2 separate regions of the Mus musculus genome follow, and region 2 is linked to region 1. The links are chromatin loops, found by intact Hi-C in ENCODE. Cell type or tissue: heart. All regions are shown on one strand.

Region 1 (4,000 bases):
GTCCCACCTCAGTGGCAGTTTTGTGGCGCTTTGAGGAACCGGAAAATGAACCTGCTGTTATATCTGTCTCCCGCCTTGTTATTTGAAGAGTGCTGTAGAGTAAGGGGAGTGGGGGAGGCAGGCACAAAGTCTGACTTTCCATAGGTTCAGTCTGCAGGTCTTGGCAGGAACATCTGGACCACTGGTTCTCAATCTTCCTAATGCTGTGACCCTTTAATACAGTTCTTTATATTGTGGTGACTCCAACCATAAAATTATTTTCATTATTACTTAATAACAGTATACTACTGCTATGAATCATAATGTACGTCTCTGTTTTCTGATAGTCTTAGGCAACCTCTGTGAATAGTATTCGACCCCCAAAAGGAGTCACAGTAAACGCTCACTTCATCTCTCATCAACAAACATAGTGGTCCAGCTCCTTCCTCCTCAGCTTTGCCTGGATTCTGCTGCTCCCACTCTCACTGGCCTCCTGGGATCCTCTGCACAGCTTGCAGGACTGGGATCGCCTTTCCAATGGCTTCAGCCCCCTGGAAGCTGAAGGAGGGGCCTGAGAGTGTGTGCAAAACCACCATCTTTAGATTGGGCTGGGTTCTTGGTCAGCAGCTTGGTGCAGTTCCCTGGGCGTCTAGGGTAGACTAACTGCCTGGGGTTCATCCCAGCAGGTACACACAACCAAACTGCGCAGCTCTTGTTTTCTGTGGCTAGATCTTTGCCACACACCCTCTACTCCGGGTCAGGATGATAAAGGTGTGGGCTTCTGTGGCCGTAAAGCTCCACTTGGCACTTCTCAGCAGAAAGGGGATCAGGGTGTGTGGTCTCCAGGTAGAGAAAACCCCCTCCGGATGAACCAGCAGTGCTGAGAGCTGCTTTCTTCAGGGTCCTGTCTGTAGCAAGATGCCCTCCTGGTCTAGAACTTGTGTTCTGTACCCACAGAAGTGAAGTTTCATGATTCACAATGGGAGAAAACCCTGGAGGAGAAAGGCGTGGTCCATCTGGCTGCCCTCTTCCAACTCTAGTAGGATCACCGGAGCTATTTAGCCGAGGGTGGGGACGGGGGTGGAGGCGTTGAGGTTTGAGTTGTTCCCCAGAGCTCCAGATCTAAACCTCACTATTGGGGAAGATCTCACCTGGCCCCAGCTTTGCAGGAGCTGGATCCCAGCCCTTTGGCAGTTTGCTAAGGGATGAGGTAGGCTTCGTGTAACTGATGGGCTTCTGCCTGGTTACAGGCCACGGACGGAAGCCAGTGGCACCTCCTGTGATGGTTGTCCCGCTACAGAAACTAGGAATTAAGTGGGAGAATAGACATGGTGCAAATGACTCCTGGGTTCTAAAAGGGCTTGGTTTGGAAGGTGCCCGAGCGCTTATAATCAGAAGCAGGACTCAGAGAGAAGAGCAAGACTTTCTTTAAAAATAGACGGTCTCATGTTGTATCCCAGACTGTCGTCAATCTCGCGACAATCAATCCTGTTTCAATTTCCCGAGTGTTGGGACTGCGTTAAGATCGGAAGCCCGGGTGTCTACTGAAGGCCACTAGGCGTACAGAACCCTATCCATACATGCAAACGGAAGCCCGAAGCCTCTGTTCGGCCTGTGCCTCTCCATCCAGGCCTTGGGAACCTCTTAGCACACCACGTCCTTATCCTCACTGTAGCCTCCATCGTAGAGGAATAATAAAACATTTCCCGCCATCCTCAAGTCCCGTGAGGCAAGGACGTAGTTCACGCGAGTCTTTGCAGGTCTTGCGTCACTTCCTGCCGCGAGTCGGCCTTGGCTAATGGTATGCATCCGCCCTTTTTGAATAGAAGTGAAGCCACTTCCGGGTCCTATGCCGGTCTCCACGGTTTTTTTCCGGGTGATGAAGGCGGGTGCCCCGGATGTAATACCGGCGAAAGCATCTTTCCTTTTCTTCCCCGCCTGACCCTGGGTTCCTAGGTGAGCACCGGCGGGTAAGATTGTTTGAATCCCCGCGGGTTTGCTTCGCCTTTAGTTTGTACGCCAAGGACATGGCCGAGCAGGTCGCTACGTGGTATTCGGGGATCTAGGCAGCTCCAGCTCTTGGGTCCGACCGGCCTCTGTGAGCACTCGGGTGGGAGAGGTGGTTGAGTTCGGTAGCTCCGGACTGGTAGGGGAGTGGTGACGTAGGGGAACCTGACTCCCCATCCCCGGGTGGGAATACCCGCAGGGTCCACGCGGGGGCGGAGATCCTTCCCATCGCCTCTCCTCCGGGCCTCAGAATTGCCCAACCAACCCCGGACGTCGTGCCTGCTAGTTCTCTCAGATGCTTTAGCGATCTGTCCTCGCTCACATTTACCAGGAAAAATGTTGGTGGCCCCTGCACTCCCCCGCGGTCCTCTCTCCTTACCTCACTTCCTCACTACATATCTTTTTCCGAGGTCCAGCTGGAGGAAATCCACAGCCAATCATGCCAAAGAGGAAAGTGACTTTTCAGGGTGTTGGAGATGAGGATGGTGAAGATGAAATCAGTGTGCCCAAAAAGAAGGTGAGATGGCCAGATTTCGAATTTCCGTGGAGGACTGAGAGGAAAGAAGAAGGAGAAATCTGATGGGAGGAAAGCCGGGAAGCCAAGGAAGTGTTAGTTTTCCCCGGCGCACTGGGTTTGGAAAGATTTGTGTACAGATCCTGGAGTATCTGGGGAACTACCCAGTTGGCTGCATTTCTCATTTGCTTCGGCCTCCTCACAGCTGGTGGACCCTGTGGCTGCAGCAGGTGGTCCTGGGAGCCGCTTCAAAGGCAAGCACTCTTTAGACAGTGATGAAGAGGATGATGATGAGGAAGGGTCCAGCAAATATGATATCCTGGCCTCAGAGGATGTAGAAGGTGAGCTATGTCCGAAGCGTTAACTGAGTTGGGGGGACAAGCCTTCAGGATGGAGGTGGGAGGTGTGCCTGCTTCCCTTTTGCGTGTCTAGCATGCCCCACCCCCAATGTCTTCGGTGCAGGTCAGGAAGCAGCTACTCTCCCTAGTGAGGGCGGTGTGAGGATCACACCCTTCAACCTGCAGGAAGAGATGGAGGAAGGCCACTTTGATGCTGATGGCAACTACTTCCTGAACCAGGATGCGCAGATCCGAGACAGCTGGCTGGACAACATTGACTGGGTGTGGCCCAGGGACTATTCTGGCTGAGGCCTGGGAGTGCAGGTGCAGGGCCTGGGCCCTGGTGGAAGTTTGTAAGAAATTCTAATTATCTTTTCCTTGTAGGTGAGGATCAAGGAACGGCCCCCTGATAAGCACCAGGTTTCAGACTCGGAGGAGGAAGACAGCCTGGGTCAGACTCCAATGAGCGCCCAAGCACTCCTGGAGGGACTTTTGGAGTTGTTGTTGCCAAGAGAGACAGTGGCTGGGGCCCTTAGGCGGCTGGGGGCCCGAGGAGGAGGCAAAGGGAGCAACAGCAAGGGGACTGGACGGCCCAATTCCCCCCAGCGGCTAGACCGGCTGTCTGGGTTAGCTGACCAAATGGTGGCACGAGGCAACCTTGGTGTGTACCAGGAAACAAGGGAACGGTTGGCTATGCGACTGAAGGGTTTGGGGTGTCGGGCCCAGGGATCCCATGACCCCACACCTCCACCCTCCCTGGACATGTTTGCTGAGGAAGTAGCAGAGGGTGAACTGGAAACCCCAACCCCTACCCAAAGAGAGGGTAAGTTTGGAGGGCACGGGTGGGGGGCAGTGTGGGCTGGAGACTGAGTGCTTGAGGCCCAAGTATCGTTCATTGTGTTAGAGGCAGAGTCAGCAGGAGATGGCCTGATGGATGTGATGTGGGAGTATAAATGGGAGAACACGGGGGACGCCGAGCTGTATGGACCCTTCACCAGTGCCCAGATGCAGGTGAGCTGCCCCCTGCCGCGTCTGTCCCATCTGTCCAGCCCACCTTCTGTCAGCTTGCCTGAGTTCTGTCCTCTGTTCTTACAGACGTGGGTGAGTGAAGGTTACTTCCCGGATGGTGTTTATTGTCGGAAGCTGGACCCTCCGGGCGGCC
Region 2 (4,000 bases), 150 kb after region 1:
CCATCTCTCCAGCCCCAAGAAACTCTGTCTTGAAGACAAAACAACAGCAACAAAAGGCTGAGCCTGGTGGTCCATAACTATAACCCAAGCACTCGGAGGGGTGGGTCACCTCAGTTTTGATGTCGGCCTGGTCTACACAGAAAGTGCCATCCCATCCATCAACACACAAGGTGTATCTCAAACACACACACAACTACTCCTTTAGCAGTTATGGGGGTGTGCGGTACTATAATTACCCAAACTGTTCCATGTCCCATGGCTCTCGTTTCCCTCCTGTCAGTCTGTTCCCTTCTCAGCCACCCCCCTGTTTAGCCTCTGAGAACCTTCCTTCTGCTCTCCACTCCCAGGAGCCCCACATTCTTGTTCCATATGTAAATGAAGTGACACGCTTTTTGTCCTTCCTTAGCCTGGCTTTTTTCATTGAGCATAATCTCCAAGTTCATGCGCGTCGTTACAAACGGTTGGATTTAGGACTAAAGCTAGGATAGATAAACAAATTATTAGTGTCTAAATAATGGCGTTCCAGTGATGGGGAACTCTGTATATGTAAAGTAAAAAGAAGGCTGAGTGGGCCTTGGGATGCCAGCACTTGCTGTCTGGCAGCAGTCAGAGGAGAGAGGAAGCTTTAGGAAGCAATGGAAATGAGGAGTGATGCACAGAACAGGTAAGGACATTGAATGGAGCGCTTACTGCCAATGCTTAATGCTTAGCTACCAGGACATCATTAATTGAGACAGAGTGCCTGGGAATTTCAGAAAGCTGAAGCTAAGCTGTAGTTGATACAGATTGACTGGGAAATGAGAAAATATTTGGAGCGTATGTTTGAGTCTAGAATGCCAGACAAAAGGTCAGTTCTTGAGGACACCAAATCTGGGCCCCCCTCCCCATCTGATGAGTCTACACACATTTTTGTGTGCTTTGCCTTCAATAAATTTCAAGGTTAGCCTAGTCTACATAGTAAGTTCGAGGACAACCAGGGCCACTTAGAGAGACCCCCATCTCTAAATAAATAAATAACAGCAACAACAAAACATTCAGAGTGGTGCAAAGTTTTTACATATCAAACTGAAAGTTTGCTTTTAAGAATTCAGAAGTAAGACGGGCAGTGGTGGTGCACACCTTTAATCCCAGCATTTTGGAAGCAGAAGCAGGCAGATTTCTGAGTTCAAGGTCAGCCTGGTCTACAGAGTGAGTTTCAGGACAGCCAGGGCTATACAGAGGAAATCCTGTCTCGAAGAAGAAAAAGAAAGGAAAAAAAAAAAAAAAGAATTTAGAAGTAATAACCAAAATGTCAAACAGTCCAGTTTCCATTTCCATGGTAATGAAGTTAACCTTAAGTCACTAGACTGTGACCAATCAGTTCTTGATTGTGTGAAATGCCGTCTCATTCTAGACCTGTAAATTGTGCTAGTCAATATCTTTGAATTTAGCTGGGTGTAGTGACACACAACTTTGATTCCTGTCTTTAGTCCCAGCACCAGGAAGGCAAAGACAGACAGGTCTCTGTGAGTTTGAGTCCAGTTTAGTCTACACCATTCTGGGACAGCCAGGGCTACCTAAAGATAATCTGTCTCACTGTGGTCCTTCATGGTTAGATGGCAAAGTGTTGCAGCTTCCAGGGCAGAAGAGCGCAGGTCTTTGTTAGTTTAAACCCAGCCTGGTCTACATAGTGAGTTACAATGTTGCTAGTTAGAGACCCAAAGACCACCAAAGTCTGGTTTGACAATCTGTATTAAGTCGCTAGAAAATTCCTGGAAAGAAACTCCTCACAAAGCAGTCTCAACTGCATTTTACAGAAGCTTTTAAAGGTAAAGAGCACACAAAAACTACATCCTGTTTGGCAGTTGCAGGGCAAAGGAAAGCAAGCAGTTTAACAGAAGCCAAACGCATGCAATTAGCTGGGGGCATTTTGTCCCAAGATTCTAAAACAGGGCTGGGAACTTTCCCACAGTAAGAAAAAAAAAAGGGGTGGTGGTGGGGGAGTCAAGTTCAAAGAGGAACTTTTTGCCTTCTCACACCAGGACAGCCAGGGCTACAAAGAGATTCTGTCCGCTCCAAAAGGCAAAAATTGTATTCAGAGCTGGGAACTTTGAATATAGAATCAATCAAGTGCTTTCAGAAGAAAAGCTGAGAAGGAAAAGTCGGGCGAAAGTCTGCATTTAGCCAATTCCAACCTGGCAATTCAAAAGCCTGAAAGTGCAGGGACCTCAGTTACTGACCATTTAGTGACAGACTCCAGGGCCCTATCCCTGGGAATATTTTGCTTTCGAGACCGGAAGTGAGCCCGAGACGGCGGAATTACGGTAAATTAGAACCGAAACTTCCGGCGGCACGTAGCTGCGATTGGTCGAATCTGAGAGGGAGGCGGGGCCCCGGTAATTCAAAAGAGAGAAGCGGGCCGAAGAAGGGAAGGCTATGAGCTTAAGGGCTAAGACGTGTCCGCAGCGACGGGAGATGGCGTCGGCCACCTCAGGTACGCGGGCCGGGAGGAGGGAGCACCACTGCGTGAGACTTACAGAGTAGCAGTGGTCCCGGAAAATCCAGCCGGCGCGGGGCGGAAGGGCGAGGGGACGCTGGCTGGCGGGCGTGGAGGTGGGCGCCACCGCACCCTGTCCTCTATTCGCTGCCTTCGGCGGTGTAGAGGGGGTTGAGACCCTGCCGAGGCTCCAGCTCCTGTCTAGAGCCTGAGCGCTAATGTGTGCGCTTCAATTTGTGTCATCTGTAAAGCCGGGCAGCCACCCGTCTGTAAAGACTGAGCAGCGAAGAGCCTCTTTATCTGTCTGTCTGTCTGTCTGTCTGTTCAGAGATCCCACTCCGACTGAAGGCTGTGTGAGATCACACGGCAAAGGAAAATCCTTTCCCTCCAGCCTTGGAACCGGATGCTGTTTTCCTGGTGAAAAGGCTGGCTGCCAGGAGATTCCAAATCTTTCCTAAGACGATTTGCGTATGCGTGTCTTTCCTCTTTCTATAGGCCGAAATCTGGCCTGTTTGTTTGGCTTTGGGGGAGGCAGACCTTTAGGAGAACGCCTCAGCCAGGCAGTGCTGCAAGCATTTTGTGATGAACCGTTTAATGTTGTACAGAGCTCTGAGGTCATGACTGTTAATGCCCTGTCTTTAACAAAAAGCTTTAATTTTATCAATGTGTGCCACCTATGTGTGGATCTCCGCAGAAGCCAGAAGTGTTGGACCCTCTAAAGCTGGAGTTACTGGCAGCTGTGAGCCACCAGATGTGGACCCTGGGAACCAAACTCAGAACCTCTAGAAAACTAATAGGCACTCAATTTCTAAGGCTCACCAGCCCCCTGTACTTGTGTTTTGACAAGAGGAAGCAGGCATAAATGGGGTAGATAGCTTCTTCAAGATAGCACAACTAGTAAATATTGGGAATCTAAATTCACACTCAGGTAGTTACACTGTAATGCCTCTGCCCTTGACAGTTATGTCCGAATACAGACTCTGAGACCCAGGGTGCTTGGTATGTAGTAAACGTTAAAGTGCTGAAAGACTGTTAGCCCTTTCCAAGAAATTACAATCATTTTCAAATAGTCCCATAAACAAATGTAGTATGAGGAAATACATTGGTAGAAAAGCATAAACTTGTAGTGTAGAATCTGAAACAAACCTTTGGGTATTTTGAGAAATCTTTATTAAGAAATGGTAATTGGAAGCTGAGTGGTGGCGCACACCTTTAATCCCAGAACTCAAGAGGCAGAGGCAGGTGGATCTCAGTTCAAGGCCAGCCTGGTCTACAGAGTGGGTTCCAGGACAGCCAGGGCTACACAGAGAAACCCTGTCTGGAAAAACCAAAATAAGAGAAGGGAAGAGAGAGAAATGATAGTTAGGACTGAGAGAGGAGCTGGGTTTAGTGCTCTGTAATTCCAGTAACGGTCCCGTTCACCAGGCTTGGACATGGTGCACATACTTTCGTGCCGAATTTTGAATTCCATTAGTCAGATAGGATTCAGACCGAGAGACTGATTGCCTCCTGGATCTCCATGCA

Evidence for each region. Peaks named below come from ENCODE experiments on the same cell type or tissue, not always from the same donor. Only the 100,000 strongest peaks of a DNase experiment are listed, where the experiment ranks them.
Region 2: a loop joins it to region 1, with 2.0 times the contacts of the local background. A loop is called at or near these places in 2 of 42 quality-filtered maps.

Annotation. Positions count from the first base shown.
Region 1 is chr7:127,193,864-127,197,863 of GRCm38, reverse strand. It overlaps Cd2bp2 (CD2 cytoplasmic tail binding protein 2), which reads left to right and starts at 1,787. Exons shown (of 7, transcript NM_027353.4): 1 at 1,787-1,935; 2 at 2,403-2,503; 3 at 2,706-2,841; 4 at 2,963-3,120; 5 at 3,223-3,661; 6 at 3,743-3,849; 7 at 3,934-4,000. The coding sequence starts at 2,426. Tbc1d10b (TBC1 domain family, member 10b) reads left to right here. Exons shown (of 9, transcript NM_144522.5): 9 at 1-405. In heart, a CTCF peak has its summit at 2,181; DNase peaks (open chromatin) are centred at 1,813 and 3,423; H3K4me3 peaks cover 2,523 bases; H3K27ac peaks cover 2,678 bases.
Region 2 is chr7:127,040,817-127,044,816 of GRCm38, reverse strand. It overlaps Kif22 (kinesin family member 22), which reads left to right and starts at 2,397. Exons shown (of 14, transcript NM_145588.1): 1 at 2,397-2,473. The coding sequence starts at 2,416. In heart, no CTCF peak of the experiment used is centred here; a DNase peak (open chromatin) is centred at 2,336; H3K4me3 peaks cover 1,975 bases; H3K27ac peaks cover 2,024 bases.